Regions from separate parts of the Homo sapiens genome. Here region 2 is linked to region 1. Evidence: read pairs that join two places in POLR2A ChIA-PET (ENCODE). Cell type or tissue: K562. All regions are shown on one strand. Each heading gives the region's core, and the rest is flanking DNA. Links, peaks and the distances in the headings are about the cores only.

Evidence for each region. ChIA-PET counts read pairs that join two places held together with the same protein. Peaks named below come from ENCODE experiments on the same cell type or tissue, not always from the same donor. Only the 100,000 strongest peaks of a DNase experiment are listed, where the experiment ranks them.
Region 2: POLR2A ChIA-PET joins it to region 1 with 5 read pairs; 6 of 35 experiments call an interaction of 5 or more read pairs at or near these places.

What each region holds. Positions count from the first base shown.
Region 1 is chr17:61,990,801-61,998,087 of GRCh38, reverse strand. MED13 (mediator complex subunit 13) reads left to right here. Exons shown (of 30, transcript NM_005121.3): 10 at 2,723-2,936; 11 at 5,467-5,548. Among named protein-coding and RNA genes, the nearest start is that of INTS2, 66 kb to the right of the region's middle. In K562, for the core only: no CTCF peak of the experiment used is centred there; no DNase peak of the experiment used is centred there.
Region 2 is chr17:62,082,615-62,089,901 of GRCh38, reverse strand. No RefSeq gene overlaps it. Among named protein-coding and RNA genes, the nearest start is that of MED13, 21 kb to the right of the region's middle. In K562, for the core only: no CTCF peak of the experiment used is centred there; DNase peaks (open chromatin) are centred at 4,221 and 5,061.

The DNA.
Region 1 (7,287 bases), core at 691-5,690:
TATAGAATGTATAATGTAAATGAATTTATATTTTAAAATTTATTGTGTCTTGATACTCTTGAAATTGACTACATTTAAATTCTTTGCACATGCTAATGTCTGTGAGAATGATTCAATAAAATAACAAACAGTCATATTTAGGTAATGCATTTGGTTTACTCATTTTTTATTTTAATAGAGCCCTGTGCAGTAGAGTTGGTTTTTTTAATAATGTTACTGCACAGTAGTCTAGCAACTACTTATGTAAACAGTGTGAAGGTTTTTATACTTCTGCCAGAGGACAACGTAATATGAAACACCGAGTTTTATTTGTCTCTACAGAGAGTAGTAGTGTCTTTCAGGCTGGGGGAAGGGAGATTTCTTATACTTTATTCCCTAAGGATAGTTATTTGAATATAAATACTTAAAATCTTTTCATTTCTGACTTTGCCACTATGTGACCTCAGCAAAGCCCTTGATTTTACATAATTTCCACATCAAAGTCAGGGATAATACCCTTTGCTTCTTATCTTAAAATATTATTTTAAGTATTAAATAAGAAAAGTACATATCAAAGTAGTTAGAATTACTATTTTAAAAAGATTTGCATTAGTGAATATTTGGTAGACAATTCAGCTAACCGTTATTTAGAGTCTAATGTGGTGAGGTAAAAAACTACACTTGATACTCAGCTGTTTATAGAACAGAACTATCCTGATGATTAATTATAAAACATATCCCCAATGACAGTGTGCTAGCATTATATTCCCACAGCAGAAAGTTTTTGTATGCTTGGGATTTTAGTTTTTGCAATAAATCTGGGGCGTATTTGGAATAATAATGATATGTATTTGAGCATTTGATAGCATGTTTAGAAATCAGTTTTTGTTTTGATGGCCTACTTTGCCCCGAGTTTGTAAGAGATCAAGTGCTACTAGTGTTAGGCATTAGTGAATAGATGAATGAGATAAGATTTGCCTGTGAGTCAAAGAATGTACGATCTGCAAATACCTTCATTGCTACCAGACCTTACATATCTTACAATTTTTGTCTTAGTACTCAGAGTAGATAAGCAGTGGCATTGGTACCTTCTAGTGTGTAAAAATTGTTTATTTCAAAGTACAAGATAGTGTATTTTAGTAGTACTAATGCAAAAACATCTCAGTCTGTGATTTTTAGATTTCATTTATTCACTAGCAAGTATTGACACCTATTATGTACCAGGTACTCTAGGCATCTGTGCTAAATTAGTGAACAAAGGTTAGACCCCTGTCCTTGTGGAGCTTTTATGTTCTAGTGTGAGTGACAGTCAACTATGAATATAATAAATTATGTAATATGTTAAAAGATAAATGCTATGCAGGAAAATAGAGCAGGGTAAGGGGGATTATTATTGAGGCAAGTGGGCATGGGCATATTGCTATTTAAAATAAAGTAGTTATGGGCTCATAGGTGACATTTAAGCAAAGACTTGAAGGAAGTGAGCGAGTTGGCCATGCAGATATTTGGAAGGAGAATGTTCCCCATAAAAGAAATAGCCAGGAATGGGTCTGGAACCCATTGAGGAACATAAAGGAAGCCCTTGGAAGCAGTATAAGAGAGGACTAGAATAGTAAAAGATGAAGAGGAGAAGAACAAGATGATGGGAAGTTTTCATAGGATGGTATAAGGACTTTGGTTTTTTTCTCAGAGTGAAATAGTCATTGCAAGATTCTGGCCATGATCTGACTGCAAGCTTGGCTGCTAGCTACTGTTAGGACAACCTGAGAACCTTAGCTTTGTAAACCCGAGAGAATAGGAATTTGAGAGTCTAAACATGTCTTATGCAAACCAGAAGCTAATGATTCTGTGTTCACACTCACCGAGCAGTCGGGTCTTCAGAGAGAAAAAACTCCTGATGCTTTCCAGGGTTCTTTGGTATAGATCAGCTTGCTTCTTGTTGTGGCATCCCTCTTTTATCCTTAGATTTCAGCTTTCTGTGGTCTGTCAGTTTCCACTAGCTCATCTTTCCAACTTCCTTGTTGTCTTCTCTTTTATTCTGTCATCTCCTGTCATTTTATTGGTTATTTTAGGAGAATAAAGAGAAACAATTTCTTAGTTGCTGTGTTGAACCAGAAGACTAATAACTTAAAAATTGATGTGCCAATGTGATTAGAAAACTCAGATACTTGCACTGAAACTTCACTTTCCATTGTGAAACATCTTGCCAGAATTAATAGTAATAATGCTATTTTCATGAAACACAAATCAGGCCTTCAAAAATTTAAAACTTAAAGTATATCTACTCATGGCAGTAAAAAAAAAATACATAATCACTTTCCTTGTATAAATGTATAAATTGTTTAAAAGTATTTTACTCACTTTTATAAAGCTCCCACTTTGAGTCACTGTACTGGAGCAGTTTAGATTTAAGAGCCCCTTTCAGGGAATGGATTTGTACAAAATAGTGTGCTTGAGGACTTGAGAACCGTGAGTTACCTAAACCGTGAATTACCTAAAGACAACATATTTTGGTAGAAAGATCATATAGTTAGGAAACTTGGATTTTGGCCCCATTTCTCTATGGCTAAATTTTAGACTTCAATAAATTATTTAATATTTTCATGCCTCCTCATTTCTGAAATAAGGGATTGTAGGTTAGATAATCTTTAAGTAATTCTAAAAACATTATGATACTTAACGTCATTTTGGAAATTTTTAATGCTTATGTGGATAATTAATTTTTTTTAATTTTTTTATGCAGGTTAATGGTGCAATGTAAGAAACCTTTAAAAGTTTCTGATGAATTAGTGCAGCAATATCAAATTAAAAACCAGTGTCTTTCAGCAATAGCATCTGATGCAGAACAAGAACCTAAAATTGATCCATATGCATTTGTTGAAGGAGATGAGGAATTCCTTTTTCCTGATAAAAAAGATAGACAAAATAGTGAGAGAGAAGCTGGAAAAAAACACAAGGTAAGAGAAATCACAGTACACCAAAGGGTCACTGTTGATTTTGTAGCACTGCATATAGTAACACTCTTACTACCACAGTTATCTCACTTCTTTTGTCTTAGAATAGAAAGAGTAATCATTTATTTAGAAAAACTTATTTTTGCCCGGCTGCGGTGGCTCATGCCTGTAATACCAGCACTTGGGGAGGCCGAGGCAGGCAGATCACCTGAGGACAGGAGTTTGAGACCAGCTTGGCCAACATGGTGAAACCCTGTCTCTAATAAAAATACAAAAAGTAGCTGGGTGTGGTGGTGTGCGCCTTGTAATCCCAGCTATTCGGGAGGCTGAGGCAGGAGAATCCCTTGAACCCAGGAGGCAGAGGTTGCAGTGAGCCAAGATCAGGCTACTGCACTCCAGCTTGGGTGACAGAGCGAGACTCCGTCTCAAAAAGAAAAAAAGAAAAATGTATTTTTTTGAATGGGTAAATCAAGCACATGGTACCAATTATAGCTGACCTCTGATAATGAAAATATTTTGTTGTTTAAAAGTTTCTGGGTTGGATAAAGGGCATATTAAACTTGTCATAATTGAAATCAGGACATTTAGGTAGGCTATTTTGACAGTGATTTTAAAATATGTTGTAAGTGAATTACCAGTTTTCAAAGATACAATAAAATATACATCACTGAGTTTAAAAAATATGTGCTATTTTTGAATATGTGATTCAGGAACTTACAGTGCACCTAGAAGTAAAAATGAAGTGCAAGATATATAGTTATTAGAATAAAATTTAAAAATCAAATATATGAGAATTTGTTAAGATTAAGATAACTTTGCTACACAGGAATTATGTCTTATATACAAAATATGAAAATAGGCTAGACACAGTGGCCCACGCTTGTAATCCCAGCACTTTGGGAGGCTGAGGTGGGTGGATCACTAGGTCTGGAGTTCGAGAGCAGCCTGGCCAAGATGGTGAAACCCCATCTCTACTAAAATCACAAAAATTAGCTGGGTGCGATGGCGGGCGCCTGTAGTCCCAGCTACTCAGGAGGCTGACACAGGAGAATCGCTTGAACCCAGGAGGCAGAAGTTGCAGTGAGCTGAGATCATGCCAGTGAACTTCTGCCTGGTGACAGAGCAATACTCCGTTTAAAAAAAAAAAAAATTGAAATCTGTAAAGTTATGAAAAGGATCCAATAATACGTGTGAGTTTTTTTTTTTGTTTGTTTGTTTGTTTTGAGACGGAGTTTCGCTCTTGTTGCCCAGGCTGGAGTGCAAAGTTATGATCTTAGGTCACTGCAACCTTCGCCTCCCTGATTCAAGTGATTCTCCTGCCTCAGCCTCCCTAGTAGCTGAGATTACAGGCATGCGCCACTACGCTCGGCTAATTTTGTGTATTTTCAGTAGAGACGAGATTTCTCCATGTTGGTCAGGCTGGTCTTGAACTGCTGACCTCAAGTGATCCGCCCGCCTCGGCCTCCCAAAGTGCTGGGATTACAGGCGTGAGCCACCGTGCCTGGCCCCCAATAATATGTTTAATACAAAATTAGTTTCACAAAGTTTTACTTAGCCCTACTATATGCCAGGTACTTGAAATTTTGTCTTTTTGGAAGTATGAGAGTAGTGGTAGTTGGGAAGGCTGCAGGTATAATAGAAAGAACGTGAACCGGCTGGGTGCTGTGTCTCACGCCTGTAATCCCAGCACTTTGGGAGGCTGAGGCGGGCAGATCACCTGAGATCAGGAGAGCGAGATCAGCCTGGCCAACATGGCGAAACCCCATCTCTGCTAAAAATACAAAAATTAGCCAGGTGTGGTGGTGCATGCCTGTAATCTCAGCTGCTTGGGAGGCTGAGGCGGGAGAATCTCTTGAACCCAGGAGGGGGAGGTTGCAGTGAGCCAAGATCATGCCACTGCACTCTAGCGTGGGTGACAGAGTGAGACTCTGTCTCAAAAAAAAAAAAAAAAAAAGAAAGAAAGAAAGAAAGAACATGGACTTTGGAATTTGACAGATTTAGGATAAAATTTCAGCTCTCACTGTTTATCAGCCATATTTTCTGGGGCACATTAGAGTCTCTACTTTTGTCTATAAGATAAACATACCACAGGCCAGGCGTGGTGGCTCATACTTATAATCCCAGCACTTTGGGAGGCTGAGGTGGGCGGATCACAAGGTCAAGAGATTGAGACCATCCTGGCCAATGTGGTGAAACCACATCTCTACTAAAAATACAAAAATTAGCTGGGCGTGGTGGCATGTGTCTGTAGTCCTAGCTACTTGGGAAGCTGAGGCAGGAGATCACTTGACCTAGGAGGCAGAGGTGCAAGTGAGCCGAGATCGTGCCACTGTACTACAGCCTGGTGATAGAGCGAGAGTCCATCTCAAAAAAAAGTAATAATAAGCATACTACTTACTTGTTACTGTAAGAATCAGTGATAATGTATGTTAAACACTTAGCTGGATGCCTGACACACAGCTCCTCAATAATTGGTAGATTTTATTGTTGGTAAATTATATATTTCAGCCTAACATGAAATATTTGTTTGCAGGTAGAAGATGGGACATCTAGTGTAACAGTGTTATCACATGAAGAAGATGCTATGTCATTATTTAGTCCCTCTATCAAGCAAGGTAAAATCTTTATTTCCTAATGAAAATATTGCATTCCAGGATTGTTACTACAGACTGATCTGATATTGTTGGACTTCTAATGTTCCTTTTTGTATAATTCATTATGTTTCATAGAAAGGAATCTTTCTTAAATGATGGGTTTATTGGTTATCTTTTATTGGAAGAAGCAAGTTCAGGTGATAGAATTTGTGTTTTTAATTGTTGCAGCCTCTTTCCTGTTTTTACATATAAAAATAGTTTTCTATTAAAAACTCAGTTTTATGTAATAGATTTCTCACCCCCTTCTACTGGGAATTACGTGAAAGGAAGTAAAAGAATGAAGGCACATATTGACTGGAAAGTGATTGAGAAAAGGCCATTGTTATACTATGCCAAGGCTATGGTTATACTCTCCAGGAAAAACACACTTGAAAAAAATGGGAGAAAGATACTGATGTCCAGTTGGTTGACAGTAGAGTGTTTCATCATCATAACTCCAAGTGTTTGCTCTCTGAAGACACTACTTTCAAGCCTATAGCAATGGGGGTTACAATTCGAAGACTATCAGTTCTCTTCATACCTGTCTCCATTGTTTAAATTATAATTGAAAAATGGATCTGGGCACCGTGGCTCACGCCCGTAATCCCAGCACTTTGGGAGGCCAAGGTGGGTGGATCACTTGAGGTCAGGAGTTCAAGACCAGCCTGTCCAACATGGTGAAACACCATCCCTACTAAAAAAATACAAAAATTAGGCCGGGCACAGTGGCTCACACCTGTAATCTCAGCACTTTGGGAGGCCGTGGCGGGCGGATCACGAGGTCAAGAGATTGAGACCATCCTGGCCAACATGGTGAAACCCCGTCTCTACTAAAAAAATAGAAAAATTAGCTGGGCATGGAGGCACGCGCCTATGGTTCCAGCTACTCGGGAGGCTGAGGCAGGAGAATGCTTGAACCTGGGAGGCAGAGGTTGCAGTGTGCCGAGATCATGTCACTGTACTCCAGCCTGGCGACAGAGCGAGACTCTGTCTCAAACAAACAAACAAACAAAAATTAGCTGGGCGTGGTGGTGCATGCATGTAGTCCCAGCAACTTGGGAGGCTGAGGCAGCAGAATCGCATGAACCCAGGAGGCAGAGGTTGTGGTGAGCCAAGTTGGGCTGGGCACAATGGCTTACACCTGTAAGGCCGAGGCAGGTGGATCACCTGAGGTCAGGAGGTGAAGACCAGCCTGGCCAACAAGGTGAAACCCTGTCTCTACTAAAAATACAAAAATAAAGCATGTGTGGTGCCAGGTGCCTGTAATCCCAGCTACTTGGGAGGCTGAGGCAGGAGAATCGCTTGAACCCAAGAGGCAGAGATTGCAGTGAGCCGAGATTGTGCCACTGCACTGCAGCCTGGGTGACAGAGCGAGACTCTGTCTCAAAAAATAAATAAATAAATAAAAATTGAAAAATGATTTAGAATAAGCTCAACTATGATTGTGTTGTGACATAGAATAAATAGGAGTAAAATGTTTTAAAGTTTTCACCTGTAAAATGAGGAGATAAGGTCATTGCCTAAGGTCCTTCAGATCTAAAACCACAATTTCTAAATTAAACTTTACTGGAATTTTGCTGTCATTTTCTTCCCACACACACAAGTTAAGAGAGCTGTTCTGAGGCCACTAATTCAACAAATACTTAGTTAGCACCTGTTATGTGTAGGTACTGTTTGGGTATTGGGGACACAGTGGTCAAGACTCCACTTTGAATATGTCT
Region 2 (7,287 bases), core at 1,414-6,413, 91 kb before region 1:
AATTCCCCTGTCTCAGCCTCTCAAGTAGCTGGGATTATAGGCATGCACCACCATGCCCAGCTAATTTTGTATTTGTAGTAGAGACGGGGTTTCTCTATTTTGGTCAGGCTGGTCTCAAACTCCTGACCTCAGGTGATCTACCCGCCTCGGCCTCCCAAAGTGCTGGAATTATAGGCATGAGCCACCGTGCCCGGCCTAATTTGTATTCTTGAATTGCATTCTTCTGTACATCAGAATGTGCTTCTTTGCAGAGTTTGCTATTTATGCTTCTCTTGGCTGACACTCATAAAGAGGGATTCATTTATGTACTTCTCAGCAAATGCATTCATTTTTTTTTTTTAGATCAGCTGGACTCCTTAACACCATTCAGTAACTGGGAAGGTAGATAATGACTGTTCTTATAACAAAGAGCCCAACAATAACAGCCAGCATTTGTTAAGTCGCTCATATGGGCCAGATGTTATCTTCACATAATATTACATAAACCTCTCAACAACCCTTCAAGACTTGATCCCTGTTTTACAGATGAGGAAACTAAGGCTTAGAAAGGTTAAGTAACTTGCACAAAGTCTCCTAGCTAATAGGTGGTAGATAGATGCAGGATTTCAACTCCATTTTGTTGGTTTCCAAAATGCAGACTTCCACCACCCTTTATTGCTGCTGTTGACTAAGATCTGTTTGCAACATTTTAGAAAGAGAATATCAAATAGCCAGGTAAGCAGCAAGAAAGAGCATAGAAACAAAGGAATTCTGATTATCCTCTCCTGATGGTATAAAATGAAATAATGATGGCCAAGTAGGGTGGCATCCTAGAGCAACCAGGGTAGGGTGCCTGTTGTCCTTACTGTCCTAGAGGGGTGCCAAAGTATAGAACCAACATATATGGAAAAACAACAGGATTAGAAACAAAGGCTAAAGAAAAAACTAAAGCCTGCAGGAATTCCCAACATGGAAGACATACTAGGGATCTCTTTATAAGACTCCCAAGCTGGCCGGGCGCAATGGCTCATGCCTGTAATCCCAGCACTTTGGGAGGCTGAGGCGGGCAGATCACCTGAGATCGGGAGTTCGAGACCAGCCTGACCAACATGGAGAAACCCCGTCACTACTAAAAATACAAAATTAGCCGGGCATGGTGGCGGATACCTGTAGTCCCAGCTAGTCAGGAGGCTGAGGCAGGAGAGTCGCTTGAACCCGGGAGGAGGAGGTTGCGGTGAGCCAAGATCGTGCCATTGCACTCCAGCCTGGGCAACAAGAGCAAAATACTGTCTCAAAAAAAAAAGAAAAAGAAAAAGAAAAAAAAGATTCCCAAGCCAACTTGCATGGATTTGCCAAGTACAATAACATAGTCCAAAAGGGACCAGACTAGAGCAGGGATGGAGTGTCAGAGAAGGTGTACAGGGGCTTCAGCAGCAAAGAAATGATCTTGAATTCTGAAGCAATAGGCTTGCTTGTTTCCAGCTGCTGCTGCTGCTGCTGCTGCTGTTGCTGTTGTTGTTGTTGTTGTTGTTGTTGTTGTTGTTGTTGTTGTTGTTGTTGTTGTTTTAAATCCAGGATCCCCATCCTGGTGGGGTGACGGTGACTGAAGGAGAGGAATATAGTTAACCTATAAGGCGTTGGGAGTCATGGGTTGGGGCTGGGATGTCGTTGGCTAAAGTATAAAATTTTTCACCCCAATAGGAGGCCCAAACTGTAGAAGCCAGAGAGCTGAAAAATATTCAAGGAAACAAAATTCTAGAAGCTGGAAGGAGAGTCTGGAGGTAAAATGTGAATGGAGAATGTCACCAAAACAAACAGCCCAGAAAGGAGAGTAGTGGAAACAGTACAGAACTTTTGTCTATAGCAGCTCAGAACTTTTATAGCTCTTGCCCATTCCATAGAGGCTAAAAAAAAAAAAAAAGCCCTATAGAAAGCCTGTGATTGTTCATTCCCAGGCTCCATTTTCTTCCAAAACCACTCACTCTGTCCCAATGGCCTCCATTTCCATCCTGTTGTCATGTACCTATCTTCTGCTGTTCTGCCTAACCCTTTTGGTGAAGTAGTTCTCTAAGATACTCTCCCTGTTCTTCTATTCCATCTTCAGACCTTGACAGTGTCCTTTAAATTTTCTGTGGCCCTATGCTCTGCAGCCTGCAAGCTGTCTCATCCAGCCAATCTGGTTAACTCATCTTAGGACACCCTCCAGATCCTTCTCAGAGCTAGGCCCACAGTGATGTTCCTTCCGGTCCACCTGAGAACCAAGAGTTGGAGAGCCGTATAATGTTGGCTGTGAACCATCCCACTGGTCATGTCCCACCAAATATCATGATGTCCACTTGTACAGGGGACAGGTATCCATTACAGCAGAAGAATCACACATTGCTAGGTTTTCCCGAATGACAAATGGGAAACAAGAAAATTCATTTACTCAGTCACTAACCTTGGGTATCCTTTATAGCTACATTTTCAGGAGAAAGCAAGGACATTTTTCTTTCTGTCATTCACTTTATTCATGTATATCCATATTTAGAAAAGTACATGAATTGCAAGTATACAGCTGGATGAATTTTTGCAAAGTGAATGCACTGATCAGTACCCAGATCAAGAAACACAACATTACCAGCACCCAATCGTCTGATGCCCCCACCTGATTACTACTCCCCGTATGATAACCACTATTCTGACTTGTAATAACATTGATTCATTTTGTCCGTTTTAGATTTCATACAAGTGGAATGTATATTATGCATGCTTTTTTGTGTGGCTTTTTTTGTTGAGTATTGTGTTTGTAAGATTCATCCAGGTTGTGTATAACACAGTTCATTCTTTTTCATTACTATATAGTCTATTGTATGAATATGCTATTTTTAATCCATTCTACTGCTGTTGGACATTTGGAGATTCCAGTTTTTAGCTATTATGAGTAATCCTTCTATGAACATTCTTGTGCATGTCTTTTGATGAACATATGTGCGCATTTCTGTTGGGTATGTATCTAGGAGTAGAATTGTTGGGTAAAAGTATATGCATATGTTCAGTTTTAGTAGATACTGCCAAACAGTGTTCCAAAGTTGTTGTAACCAAGGAGATTTTCTTATACTTCCAAATCTCCTGGAGTCAGAGGAAAGGAGTACAGAGGCGGGCAGGTAAAAATTTTGCTGGTAGTGCCAGCAAGTACAGTTTAAAAGCAACTCTTGGCCAGGCGTGGTGGCTCACGCCTGTAATCCCAACACTTTGGGAGGTCGAAGTGGGCGGATCACCTAAGGTCAGGAGCTCGAGACTACCCTGACCAACATGGTGAAACCCTGTCTCTACTAAAAATACAAAATTAGCCAGGTGTGCTGGCACATGCCTGTAATCCCAGCTACTCAGGAGGCTGAGGAGGGAGAATTGCTTAAACTCAGGAAGCGGAGGTTGCAATGAGCCAAGGTCTCGCTATTGCACTCCAGCCTGGACAACAAGAGCGAAACTCCGTCTTGGGAAAAAAAAAAAAAAAAAAGGCAACTCTTCTTTCATCCCTGCCATTGTTTTTTCCAGATAGAGTTTCTTTCCCAATGCATAGGGCTTAGACATTACATGCCACCCAGGTCCAGTTGGCTGGTGCAATTCTGCAATACTGGAACTTAGTATGGAGAACTTCAGCTAGTCAATATGGGATACCAAGCCAGAGGAGTTAGTATAGCTGAAAACTGGGCAAGGATCAAAGTCCAAGAGGCCTCAAGAGAGGTCCAACAGGTTATGTAGTGAGGGTGACAGGAACAAAAGAGGGAGATGTATAGATCCAGCTGGATTGTAGAGCCACAGATCCAGGGAGAGGAGCAAAAAGAACAAGCAGGTGAAGAGTGAATGGAAACAGGTTTGTGGTTCATGACTGGCCTGTACGCACCATCTGGGGGTGGAATGGCAATGGTCAGCCAAGTTTAAAGAAATGAAAAAACAAAACAAAACAATCTCATCCCACTGAAAACCAAAGCTGAGTAAGCCTTGTCTGGAAACTTCTTTTGAGGATAATTGCAAACTTCTGGGAACTTGAGTGGAGAATGTGGGGGTGGAACAAATATAGTTTTTCGTCAGAGATGTAATGTTTGGGTAACACACGTTTCTCCAGGCCAGTCTAGTGTGGCAGTACAATTGGATACTACGGACCATAGCAGCCCTTACAAGGAGGTCATTAACACCACAGGTCCCTTCTGTATCTCTCAAGGATATACGGAGGTAGGGGAAGCCTCTTGTGCACTTCTGAGTGGCTACTTCCTGACTCTTATCACCAGTCACATCCGGCGTGCAGCCACTTCTCTGCTGAAGTGGAAAGAGATACTTTCCCTCCACCTGTTCTACAATCAAGCCACAAAAAAGACTGACTTTGGGCCATCTCTCCTTGGGTGCCTCTAATGGTACAGCACTTTCTTTTTTTTTGTTTGAGGTGGAGTTTTGCTCTTGTTGCCCAGGCTGGACTGCAATGGCGCGATCTCAGCTCACTATAGCCTTTGCCTCCTGGGTTCAAGTGATTCTCCTGCCTCAGCCTCCCGAGTAGCTGGGATTTCAGGCATGCGCCACCATGCGTGGCTAATTTTTTTTTGTATTTTTAGTAGAGATGGGGTTTCTCCATGTTGGTCAGGCTGGTCTCGAACTCCTGACATCAGGTGATCTGCCCGCCTCGGCCTCCCAAAGTGCTGGGATTACAGGCATGAGCCACCGCGCCTGGCCCTACAGCATTTTCATTTGATTTGGTTTTTTACTTTAACAAAAAAAACAACTGAGGGAACAATGTGAGTGAATTTACAATGTGCCATGCTCCAAAGGCATCTCTTCTCATTTTTGCCAGGTAACTCCCCCCACCCACCCCTGTGATTCCAAATACTTACTATGTAACCTTGAAAAAGTTACTCAATCTCTCTAATATTTAATCTTCTCATGGATACTAGGGTAAGAAAAATATCTACCTTTTGGATTTATCATGAGGATTAAAAAAGACAATGTGTACAGGGTCTAGGAAAGGGGACACTTTCAGTTTCTTCCTTATCTTCCTCTTGTTCTCCCTCCTCTCCATGAGAGAAGTGGCTAATCTGATTGGTCAGATTCTAAGACATTAACTGGGCTATTTTTTCCCAGTGTTCAGCATCATGCAGGATGTGCTTAGGTCTTGCACGTGGGTGTGGCTCCCTTTGGGCCTCTTCTTCCTTCTTCCCCATGATACTGCAGTGACACTCTAACGTAGGCCTGTTCTCAGGCTTCGAGAGAGGGAATAGCCAGGTGGATAGTCATACTGTGAAGGTGCAGCCTGTTTCAGTGGGTGTCCTTTTTTTTTTTTTTTCTTCTTTTTTTTTTCTTGAGATGGAGTCTTGCTCTGCCCAGGCTGAAGTACAGTGGTGCTATCTTGGCTCACTGCAGCCTCCGCCTCCCAGGTTCAAGCAATTCTTGTGCCTCAGGCTCACGAATAGCTGGGATTACAGGCTCCTGCCACAAAGCCCAGCTAATTTTTGTATTTTTAGTAGAGATGGGGTCTCACCATGTTAGCCAGGCTGGTCTCGAACTCTGACCTCAGGTGATCTGCCCGCCTTGGCCTCCCAAAGTGTTGGGATTACAGGCGTGAGCCACCATGCCTAGCCTGGTGTCTATTTTGACTAAGCAGGGTTCTGGCTGCCCTGGTGGTGGTGGTTTTAATTTACCTTCTCCACTGTCTCATGTGTGTAGATTTCTCCCTCTAGACCTTGGTGAGGGTGAAGGAGGAGGTAATGGCTGTAGTCTAAGGTAGGATTCTGATATGTTTGGGCCTCTTGACCTAATATTATCTAATAGGACTCCAAACCAACCATAACCTTTAACATTATTAACATTAGTAGTGTTTTTGTTATCTATTGCTGCTTAATAAAAACCACTCCAAAATGTAGTGGCTTAAAACAACAATCTTTTTTTTTTTTTTAATTTCTCATGATTGTGTGGATTGACTGGTGGGTGCTGTGCTGTTCAGTTCTGCTGGTCTCATTTGTGTGTCTCACATAGCTGTAGTCAGGTGGCGGTCAGGGCTGGCATCTTCAGGATGGCCTTGCTCACATGTCTGACACTTTATCAGTGACATTTGGAATGCTGCGCTCAGCTGGATGCTGGTAAGGCTAGACCTTCTCTCTCACAGTATACTCCCAGGGAATCTGTTTCTCCACATCAGTTTCTCAAATGGTAGCTCAGGGCTCCTAAAAGCATAAAAGTGGAAGCTGTTGGGCCTTCTTAAGGCTTAGGGCTGGAAGAGGCAACGAGTCACTTCTGCTACATTCTGACTGGCCCTTATTCAAGAGGAGGGGACTACTTAGGGTGTAAGTGCTAGTAGGTGAGGTTGATTGGGGGCTGCAAGAAATAGTATTATCTGGCCGGGCACGGTGGCTCACGCCTATAATCCCAGCACTTTGGGAGGCCGAGGCAGGCAGATCACGAGGTCAGGAGATCAAGACCATCCTGGCTAACACGGTGAAACCCTGTCTCTACTAAAAATACAAAAAAAAATTAGTCGGGCGTGGTGGCGGGTGCCTGTAGTCCCAGCTACTCGGGAGGCTGAGGCAGGAGAATGGCGTGAACCCAGGAGGCGGAGCCTGCAGTGAGCCGAGATCTCACCACTGCACTCCAGCCTGGGTGACAGAGTGAGACTCCGTCTCAAAAAAAAAAAAAAAATTGTAGTATCAGTTTTATCTGTAGTTCCTAGGTTTAGTAAACATATGCCAGAAGTTTCCTCTCTTACATCTTCGTGTATAGGGCTAGTCATATACCTTAACATATCCGGTCACTGTCTTTTGTAAATGGTTTAATTTATAATAATGCAGATAAAGCCTCTGTAGACCTGTCTGCTCAAATTTGACCTCCTATGGTTGTGGAGAGGATGAAATCAAATAATCTATTAGAAGATACCAAGAAACCAATTTAAAAAAAAATCATCTATGTAAATTGCTTAGCACTATGGGCCAGTAAATGTTCAATAATTATATTTATTATTATTTTATTATTACCAGAGTCCCCAAGGTATGGTGCTGGCTATGGTAAAAATGTAATAAGATGTCTTTGAGAAGTCATAGTTCCCCAGGGCACTTGATGATTAATATAAGAAAGTAGGTGGAATTGTTTTGTTTTGTTTTGTTTTGTTTTGTTTTTGAGATGGAGTCTCGCTCTGTTGCCCAGGCTGGAGTGCAGTGGGGCAATCTTGGCTCACTGCAACCTCTGCCTCCCAGGTTCAAGTGATTCTCCTGTCCCAGCCTCTGGAGTAGCTGGGATTACAGGTGCCCGCCACCAAGCCCGGCTGATTTTTTTATTTTTAGTAGAGAC